Regions from separate parts of the Homo sapiens genome. Here region 2 is linked to region 1. The links are chromatin loops, found by intact Hi-C in ENCODE. Cell type or tissue: heart right ventricle. All regions are shown on one strand. Links, peaks and the distances in the headings refer to the core of each region. The heading gives the core; the rest is flanking DNA. Region 1 has its middle 81 kb from the start of KIAA0040. Region 2 overlaps KIAA0040.

The links. Hi-C counts contacts between places; a loop is a spot of excess contacts. Peaks named below come from ENCODE experiments on the same cell type or tissue, not always from the same donor. Only the 100,000 strongest peaks of a DNase experiment are listed, where the experiment ranks them.
Region 2: it touches region 1 in a loop (2.4-fold over the local background); 3 of 110 quality-filtered maps call a loop at or near these places.

What each region holds. Positions count from the first base shown.
Region 1 is chr1:175,271,100-175,276,480 of GRCh38, reverse strand. No RefSeq gene overlaps it. Among named protein-coding and RNA genes, the nearest start is that of KIAA0040, 81 kb to the right of the region's middle. In heart right ventricle, for the core only: no CTCF peak of the experiment used is centred there; a DNase peak (open chromatin) is centred at 2,653.
Region 2 is chr1:175,165,344-175,170,724 of GRCh38, reverse strand. KIAA0040 reads left to right here. Exons shown (of 4, transcript NM_014656.3): 3 at 3,988-4,163. Among named protein-coding and RNA genes, the nearest start is that of KIAA0040, 25 kb to the left of the region's middle. In heart right ventricle, for the core only: no CTCF peak of the experiment used is centred there; no DNase peak of the experiment used is centred there.

The sequences.
Region 1 (5,381 bases), core at 91-5,090:
GATAAGAACAACCCCACATACACCTTCCAATCCAATTTTAAGGTAAGTATGGCTAGCCATGAGTTCTACAAGCCCATAACCATCCCCAAGGAGAAGGGTAGGCACCTATTTTTGGTGAATTATGTTTCCATCCTAACCACATTTGGTCTGTTAAAGAAGGGTCTGATTACATTGTTGAGGTGGCAACCATCCCATGTCATGGGTCCCTGTCTGGTGGTGACTGTTATTGTGCCTTTCAAGACATAGAGACACTTTGCTTGATACCTGTCATCCACCCAAGTCCATCCTGTACAGTATAACCTAAGTTGGGATGGAATTTATCTGTTTCCTAATTAGACAAAAAAAAAAAGTGCCTTTTTGTCTCTCTGTATGAGAGGAAAGGGGCTTAGGCCACACAAGCTATAGTGCATGGGGAAAGAGGGTGTATGTTTATTATTTTCAGTTTCCCAATCATAATAAAGTCCCCATAAACTTAGGTTGGCTGGTTGAATATGCCAGGGCAATCTGGAAGTGGAGGAAAGTGGTAATTTTACACATACCCAACATTTGGCGTGATTATGCAGGGAGGCTAAAGTCTGTGCCCACGCAGCAAATAAGTTATTCTCCGTGTGATTCTAACTTATACCCAAAAGTAGAATGCCAGTCCATATTTTATGTTATCCATCCTTTTTGTTTCTTCTGAACAGGAGCCAGAGGTCACTGATTGGCTCATAGGAATAAGTGGGATCAGTCTCCATCTCCAGTGGCCTGTGGGGCTTCATAAGGGACAGGTTTAATTCAAGATAACTGGACTTAGCTATTTATTCCTAGAAGTTTAACTGCAATTGGGGTACTAAGGAGGACTTCATAGGATCCCTTCCATTTGGGAGAAAGCTGATCTGCTTTGGATACTTCTTTCCAAGTTTTTCATAGGACCCAGTCTCCCCACTAGGTTATAGTAAGATTCCCTTCCTAAGGAGAGAAAAGAAGTCTTTTATTTCCATATTCAAGGAGTGCTTTTTGCACTTGTCCTAAGTTGATTACATTATTTTGTAGCTTGAAAGTATCTATGTCTATTAGGAAGTCTGTAGTTAAGAAAAGTCTTTCAAACATTATTTTAAAAGGGCTGAAGTGTAGGTTTCCTCTAAGGGCAGTGCAAACCCGCAACAAGGCCATAGGCAATAGAGTCAGCCAGGCTTCTGATGTTTCCTGGCAGAGTTTAGCAACAGTTCTCTTTAGAGTTCGATTGGCTCTTTCTACTTTCTCTGAAGACGTGGCCTCCATGCTGAATGAAGGCAGTACTGAATTCCTAGGGCTGAAGATATGTTGTGGGTTATTGTTGCAGTTAAAGATGGGCCATTATCAGTCTGCAAGCTTTTAGGCAGCCCACACCTAGGAATTATTCATTTAATAAGAATTTAGAAACCTTGATTGCCTTTTCAGACCAGGTAGGAAAAGCCTCAATCCGACTAGAAAAGGTGTCAACAAATACTAATAGATATTCAAACACGTTTCACGGGGGCATCTGAGTGTAGTCTATTTGCCAGTCTTCACTGGGATAAGTTCCCCTATGCAGAACAAGCCTTACTGAAGGAGAAGGTAAAGCTGGGTTACTTGGATTATTTCAGGCACCAAGTTCACAGGCTCAAGTTACCTGCTTTACGGTTTTACGTAAGCCTTTTCCTATAGAAAGATGAAACATTTATTGAAACAAAGAATCTCTTCCCAAGTGAGTAGAGTCATGCAAATGTTTATTTTCCTTTAATTAGCATCTGGTGTCAATAGTCTGCTGTCAATAGTCTGATTACTGAATCAGCCAGCCAGAAGGATCTTGAATTAAGCCATGACAGTTAGCCCATTCTTGTTCCTCTTTAGTGTATCTCAGTTCTGTTATTACTGGGGCAGTGGGCACTAACATATCTACAAGTTTAACTGGATCCTTTAATGCAGTGACTTTAGCTGCATCATCTGCAAAGGAGTTTCCCTTTTCACACTGGAGTTCCCTTTCAGATGCCCTCTGCAATGGATTATAGCTACTCCCTTGGGCAGCAAAATGGCGTCTAACAGATTTAGAATTTCCAAGTGATGTTTTATAACGGAACCCTTAGCAATTAGGAGTTCTCATTCCTTCCAGATAGCAGCATGAGCATGAAGCACCAGAAAGGCATACTTAGAATCAGTGGAAATGCTAACTCTTAAACCCTTTCCCAACTGTAGGGCAATAAGAGCCAATAATTCAGCCTTTTGAGCTGAGGTAGAAGCCAGTAAGGGCTGAGCTTCAGTTATGTCATGTTGACTGACAATAGCATACCTGGCTTTTCTGTTTCCCTGGTGCACAAAGCTACTTCCACATGTAAACTGCTCTACCTCAGGATTATCTAGAGGCTCATCCTTTAAGTACAACCAGTTGGAATAAACTTGCTCCATAACTTGTATGCGAGAATGATCTAGGGTGCCTGTGAATTCAGGCAGATAAGTAGCGGGCTTTAAAGTCTGGCAGACTTTAAGGGTTACATCAGGAGTGTCTAGCAACAAAACCTGATACTTTAATACATGTCCCCCAGTCATCCTCTGGTGTCTTTTAGCTTCTAGTACTCCTTGTACTTGGTGTGGGGTCAAAACCTCCAGATGTTGTCCCAAAGCCAGTTTATTGGCTTCATATACCAAAAGAGCCATTGCTGCAACTGCCCTGAGACATCTGGGCCATCCCAAAGCTACATGGTCTAATTACTTAGAAAAATATGCTACTGGTCAGGGATGCCTCCCAGTTTCTGGACAAGGACTTCCAGAGCGTTCCTTGTTTTTCAGCCAAATAAAGGAAATGGCTTATCAAGATTGGGGATCCCTAGGGCTGGAGTTGTTCCCAGTTTCTCCTTGAGAGTATTAAAAGTATGTTTTACAATTGATACTGCATTCAAAAAGATCACGTGTGCTCCTTTTAGAGCCTTACATAAAGACTTGGCCATATGCCCAAATCCAGGCACTCATTAAGAGCAGAATCTTCCCATCCTTAGGAAATCCCATAGCTGCTTTCTGGTTTGGGGTTCCAGGATTCCCAAGATCACTTCCTTTTTTTCTGGGGGCTATTGCCCAGGTGCCAGGGGTTAAGACATATCTTAAATATTTAACTTCTTGAGTTGAAACATGGGCCTTATGCAGTGACACTCTATACCCATTAGTGTCCAGAAAATTTAGCAACTTAATGGCATTTTTATTTGAGCCCCTTTTAGTTGGGCTAGCTACCAACAAATCATTCACATACCAAATACTAGTGCCCCTATTCAATTTTAACATCTTTAATTCTCTAGTCAATGTATTTCCAAATAAATGTGGGCTGTCCCTACACTCCTGGGGAAAAACCATCCAAGTTAATTGAGAAACCAAATGACTATCAAGGGTCAGTCCATCCAAAAGCAAAGATAAATTTTGAATCAGGGTATACTCAAATGCAGAAAAAAAAAAAATCCCTGAGATCTAAGACTGTAAACCAACTTGCATCCCCAAGGACCTGGGCTAACAGCATGTAGGGGTTGAGTACTACAGGATGTTTGGGAATGACAGCACTGTTGACAGCTCAAAGATCTTGAACAAATATATAGTCTCCATTTGGCTTTTTAATTGGCAAGATTAGAGTATTACAAGGAAACTTAAAGGGTCTTAACAAACCAAATTGCAAAAACTTAGTTCTTAATGGATGAATCCCTCTTTATGCCTCTGGTTTTAGGGGATCTTGTCTCTTCCAGGAGTACAGGGCATCAGGCTTAAGCTAAATGCAAACCAGAGGAACATTTAATGCTTTGTCTGGAACCTCAATGTCCCATACTACAGGATTTATTTGGGAGGTTACTTCAATAGGCAAGCTAGATAAGTCCCTATTGACTTTCCTCCCTTATCACAGAAAAGGAGAAGAAGCAATCCTTTATCTGCCCTGTGATCTCCAAAAGATGCCACTGTTTGCAGCTGAGTCAACAAATTATTTCCTAACAAAGCGGTGGGACATTCAGGCATGATAAGAAAAGGCATATGAGAAAGCTGAAGTCCCTAAAGAACATCTTAACAGACAGGTAAAATGGTATCCATGAGTTTGTCCATCTATCCCCATGACCACACAGTTTTAAGATGACAGTGGCCCATTATAATGGTTCAAAACAGAGAAAGCAGCCCTTGTATCCAAAAGAAAGTTAATATTCTTATCTGCCACTTCAAGGTTTACCTGAGGCTCCTCCAAAGAAATGGTTAGTTGTCCAGTGGGACCGGTGGCTGAAGGTCTGAGGCCCCATCACTCATGGGCTTGCTTGGCTATTTTGGCCATCATTTGTTCAGGTGCTGATGGCTCCCTTCAGAACACTGGGAATTCCCTCTTCCAATCGCCAATTTTCTGACAATGTGCACACTGATTTGTGCCCAAGGCACAGTGACTTGGAAGCCCAACTCAGGGCTTTCCACCTTCTAGCTTCCCTTGTCCAGGCTAATAGCCTTAAGGGCAACCCATGCAGGAGGTGAACCTAAGGCTGCAACCAAAAGCTTCACTTTGTGGAAGGTTCTTTTAGCTCTTTCCGCTTCCTTTGTTTTGTCCTTGTTATTAAAAACTATCAATGCCATATCCAAACGCTGATTCATAGGAGTCCGGGGACCCAAGGCTGCTTTTTGTAGTTTCCTATTACTATCAGGGGCAGATAGGGTTATAAAATGTACTCCCAATAAAGTCTGTTATTTCCTTGAGGCAGGATCAGTGTTACATATTGCCTGATTGTCTTAACTTGACACAACGCTGGATGCTCATCTTTACGGTGAATACTTTTCTTAACCTTTTCATAATTAACAGGTTTTTTCATATACTTCAATCCTTCCAAAAAACAAATGACCATGTGATCTCTCTTCCCCAAGTCCTCACTGCCCCTTTGATAGTTCCATCCTGGATCTTGATCAGGGACTGCTGCACCCACTGCCTGGTAGATATTATGGTTAGGGTTATGGGCCAATACCTCATTTGCATGGGTCTGAGCCATTCCCAGAATGTATTGCTTCCCTTCCACTGTACAACAAACAGACAACAAAACATACAGATCCTACCAGGTCAAGTTATAAGTCAGAGTTAATTTCTGAAACTCATCTATGAATTTCCCTGGATCTTCAGAGAAATGACCAACTTTCTCTACACAAAGTCAAATCAGACATAGAAAAGGGGACATGTGCCCTTACAGTGCCTTCTTCCCCATTTGCCACTGCTCTAAGCAGACAAAAATTTCCCTTTGGAAGTTGATAAGAGGCTCCACTACAAGTAGTACTAGCAGGGCTAGGGTCCTCAGGGAGTAGCAGGTATAGACTAGGATTAGACAGGTAGGGAGGAGGGGACAAAGGAGTCTCAACAGGACTTCCAGAGAGGCTAGAAGAAGAGGCCA
Region 2 (5,381 bases), core at 107-5,106, 110 kb after region 1:
AGGCCTGGCCATGGAAATGGTGGGAAGTGGATGGAGTCAGGACATAGTCAGAGAGAGAGCAGGTAGGACCAGCTGATGAGGTAGGGGTGGGGAGGTAAAGCCCAGGAGAGAAGCTTAGTCCGAGTGTTGAAGGAATTCATTTATTTGTCCCATATTTATTAGCACCTATTATGTGATAAACAGCTAGGGCGGTGGGGGTGGTGGAGGAAGGTGAGGCTGGGGTAATAGGAGAGTTGGATTACCAGCCAGTCCTCCTTGCTAAGGAGGTGTGATCATACAGGTGGTGAGCAGCCAAGCGAGGGTTGCGCAGGGAGTGCGCGTTACATTCAGATTTTAGAAAGACGAATTGAAAGAAGGAAAAACTAGAGGCCATTTGAAGGCCTGGACAAATGAGGTAACAATGGGGATAAAGGGGAAGGCACCTTTCTGTGCCTTTCCATACCCACAGGGCCCAAGTGCCCCTAGCTCAAGCCCTGCTTTACTTACGATGCTCACCACGGTCCAGCCACACTTGGCTGCCCTCTCTCATGGATGTGCCATGCGCTTTCCCACTTCAGAGCCCTCACCCTTAATGTTGCTGCTACCGGAGGTCCTGCCCTTAGCGCTGTGCACGCTTGGTCCTTAGCACCCCGAGATCTCAGTTCAGAGTCACCTTTTCAGAGGCCACTCCAATTATTTCCTTTATTGCACTAACATGTATACTTTCTACCTGGAGAAGAGAGATAATAAGTGCACAAACAAAATGTCTGTCTTATGCATGACTATACCCATGGTGCCAGGACCGGAACTGACACATCCTAGGAGCTCATTAAATACATTGAGGGAGGGAAAAAAGGGAAAGTAGGAAAAGACAAAAGGGCAGTTTGTCGTCGGGGTGAGGAAGGAAGGAGGCTTCTATGTCCTACTCCACACAATCTTGGGAGAGCCCTGCAGAGAGGGGAAGGAAGTGTATCTAAACCCTTATGATTCAGCTCCTGAGTGGTGCTTATCCATATTTTCATTCTGAAATGGTCGCTTTGAAAGAGAATGATGAATGAACTAATTTAGTCTACCACAGGAAAACTAGAGAAAAGAGAAAATGCCTTGTAAAGGAGACCTACATAATCAAAGTCATGACTCCAGAACCATCTCACATTTGAAAAAGACAAACAAAACCATCATTAGCTAAGGAGTCAAGGGCTGTTTACTTTGGCCAGCCTATTTGTTTGGGATCAAACAATCAGGACTAACTTTTATTGCTAGGCAAGGCTCTGAGGCACTCTACTTCTACTGACTCATTTCATTCTCACATCCTGTTATTATCCATGCCATTCTACAAATGAGAAAACAGAGCGCCAGAGAGAGAGGTTAACCTGCCCAATGTGATACAGCTAGTGAGTGGGAGAGCCAGAATTCAGACCCAGGATATCTGGTTCCCGAACCACTGCTCAAAAGCACTAAGGTAAACCCCTCTTTGGCCAAAGCTGCCCTATAGGAGAGTTGTTGAACACATTGCACATTTGTTATAAGCAAATCATTCTAGGGATTATATATGCAATGGTAATTAATAATCATTACCAACATTAGCTTTTTTGTCACTTGTATTAGGCAGGATAGGCTAACTGCTGTAGCAGAAAATCCCCAAATCTCAGTGGCTTCACCCAACAAAAGTTTATTCTAACTCATTTCATTTTTCACTGTGGTCAGCAGGGGTGCTCTGCTCCACACAGTCATTCAGGAACACCTCCCATCTCTGCCATCCCCAGGGCTCTTGGAGTCCTCCCCTGGATGCTCTGCATCTGGCCAGCCAATGAGCAAGCAGAGAGAGAACAGGGAGGGCCCGGGAGAAGATTTCAGGAGCCACGTTTCCTTGGCTGGAACTCAGTCACATAGCCCCACAGAGACGTAAGGGGCTGAGAAGTATGGTCTCACTCGTGCTCAGAAAGAGAATATGGTGGGCATCTTGCAAAGCACTGTGGAAGAGTTTGTGGAAGAGACCTGGCAGGAGGGTAACCTGGGCCTCAGAAGACATTGGTTCTGGCCCTGGCTCTATTAGTCACCAGCTGGGTGATCTCCCGCAAGATGCAGTCTCTTTGGTCCCAGATTTCCCATCAATAAAGTAAGGTAATCAACCAGATGGCCCATTTCAGGAGTCTTCTAATCCAGAATGTTTACATGATAAAGCATCATTTTATTAAATAACCATGGTGCCTTAATCATTTTTCTATTGATGCTCTATTTGTGCTTTTGTTCAAAATTGCAACCATAATTATAACATCAATTCTGGGGGAAAATACTATCTATTTTCCTTTAATACTGAATATCTAGTTATGCATCATATATACTCTGGGGGGAAAAGAGAGCTTCCGACTTTGTATTAGGACTAGTTATTTGAAGCAATTCATTAAATTGGGGAAAATGTAGATACCTATTTCAGAATGCCTAGAGCTGGGTCTAAGTAATAAATGTAATGTTCTACAAGCAGATCATTTACTGTGATCAGACCATTTTTGTACAAAACAGTACTTACCTCTATTAGAGGGCACCTGAGCATGCCAGGTTAGCAAGGTGAGAACCATCAAGAAAATATATATCCAGAATAGCCAAGTTAATAACTACTGACTGAGGTTCCACTCTGTGCCCTCGCTGCCAGAGAGCCTTGGTTTCTGAAGTGTGTGATATTATCGTAACCACAGGGATTTTGTAAGGCAGTGTGGTTTGAGAGCTGGGGCAAGGTTTGGACAGGCAGGGTGGAGAGGCCTGGGGTTGAATAAGGTGTTTTAACCCCCCAAGAGAGATGGTGAGGAGTCAGGTAGAGACTGATGATTTTCCTGTTTTGGAAAGGAAAAAAAAAAAGAATATACATATACATTCCAGACTGAGAGCCCTCATAGGAGACTAGGGTTAGAAGAAGGAAAGTTGGGCACACCCAGGGACACCTCCTCTCATGTCCCTCTGCCTGAGAGTTCTCCCACCCATATCTGCTGGAAAACACCTGAGCCACGCCATCATCCCGCCCTTTCCGACCACCATCACCCTTGGCCCAGCTGCCACTTTCTGGACAACTGTGATCATTTCCTCCCCCTACACCCTCTCCCATCTGTCCTCTCACACGTCAGAGAGAGTGTTCTTTATGAAATCCACATCAATTATGTCCCCTCCTTGCTTAAAACCCCGTGGCTCTCACAGCAAACTCTAGCCCTCCACGTGGCTTACAAGGTCCTGTGGTGTGGGGCTGCCATTCATGGGCCCTGCCATCCACCCTCACCCCACCACTGCTGCTGTCAGCTACCCTGTCCCTTCAGGTCCTTTTCAGGGACAGCAATGGGTCTAATTTGTTCATCTAATAAAAAGCACAATACAGGTATTGTTTGCCTATGTTTCCAGACTTTGGGGGGACACTTTACAGTGTATTAACAATTGAACTCATTCTTTAAATGTAGAGAACTTCACCTGAAAAGGTCTTGGAGGGTTGAAGAAAAGCCTATCAAGCATATTACTTGGAAATGCTTTAAAATAAGTTTATTTTGTGTTTCAAAACTTTTCAGACACCCTAGCCATGTGTTTGCTGTTTTTGTCATTCAGATCTTCTCTCAGTCATCCCTCATCAGAGCCTTCCTAACCTCCCTGTTTCCCCTTTCATAGCATCGTGGGGTCTTGTTCGTGGCACTCACCATAATTACACTTTCACACCTGCCTATATGGTTCTTTGATGAATGTTTGGTTTGGTTCCCACACTAGACTTGGAGCACAGAAAGGACAGGGATCTGGTTTGCTTGTCCTGGGTACAAAGTTCCCAGCAGGAGTAGGTTCTCTGTAATTAGTCACTGCACGATGCCTGCTCAGACACCAGTCATGATGGTCGTTTCTTTTCATTGCCTTCCCTCAACCTTCTCCAGGCAGGACCGCTGGCTGCTTCTGCCATGCTGCTCCCATGTCCCCCAACACAGAACTTGACCACAGAACTCATCACACTATACTTCTATTTTTATTTCTCCCCCTTGCTAGACTGGGCGGTGATCAGGATCTGAATGCACAGGGCGGGTGTTCAGCGATTGTTTACTACGTTGAACGTGACCTCCAGGAAAGCAGTTCTGGCCGAGATCCCCTGACAACGCAAAGCAAGAAGTAACGTGGAAGGAGGCTCCCCAAGCTGGCTGGCCATTTTGCTGCTGTGTGTGGAGGTAAACTTCATCCCCCGTCTCCTCACCCATGATTCTTCCCCTCATTTAGCACATGGCTCCTGTGCTCATAAATGAAGGTCGGCTGCTCAGCTTGCTTATTCAATTATTCCCAAACCTGACAATTGTCCAGAAACACTCTGGCTGCTTGCTACAAACATAAATTCCTGGGCCCATCCTAGACCCGACTGAATCAGAGTCTCCAGGAGCAGGCTGCAGGAATCTGTATTTTTAACTCCTTAAATGACTCTTCGTAGCCAACAGTCCATCCTGCTGTCACCTGGGATCCTGGGCAGAGGAGCTAAAGCAAGCACAGTGATCAGCGCACCCAAGGTAGAAAGCTCAATGGAGCTGTTTGAGCAAAGGCCCAAGGGGAGGTCTTTGCTCCCAACTGTCAGTTATAAAATGGCCCCCCACACAAATCCAGGAGTCAGCAGTCGCAGAAGAGGGGTCTCTTAAGGTTCTCATAGAGAACTGAACCTCCCACCTCCCCCTACAAGAAGGGTGGTGATTTGTACCATTTGGAGGTCACTCTGGAGTTGGTCTCAGGGATTCTAATTGGGTGCCATTGTGATCCTTATTATTAACCTTTCCAGAAAGTATTTACTGTCTCACAGACACTGTTCTAGAGCTTTACATTTATTATTTTGTCTAAAAAACAAGAACAATGAGAGGCTGATGCAGAATAGAACGCCCTGCTCCCTTCTTGGAGAGCACCGGAAGGAACAGCAGTGTCAGGGCCAGCCCTGGACACAGCCTGCAGTAGCTTTTGGCTCTCAGAGATTGAAGCAGACCTCCCTGTGGAATGACCCACCCCTGTAACACTTCCAAGGGTCCCAAAGCCTGGGAGGGAGGCTGGGGCCTGTAGATGGCTAGCTGCTCTCCTCCACCTCACCTATGAACTCAGCAATCCTCCAGGCACCTTCAGATGTTCCCCAAGCGACCGCTCTCCATCTGATTTCTGGATGCCAGAGTCTAGAGCAACAGCCACAGACCTACAGACCAACCATATTAGGGAGATTATTTCTGAAGACCTTTTCATTTCAATGCGGTGGGGACCCATGGTTCTTTGGCAATAGGGATTGGCTTGGAGGTGAGGAAGGAGGAAGAAAAGCCCAGCACTGGAATTAGTCCATTGTTATTTCAAGATAACTCACTATTTTATGGATTATATTTGTGTAAGTATTTTACAGTTACAGAATGCATTAAATATATTGAATC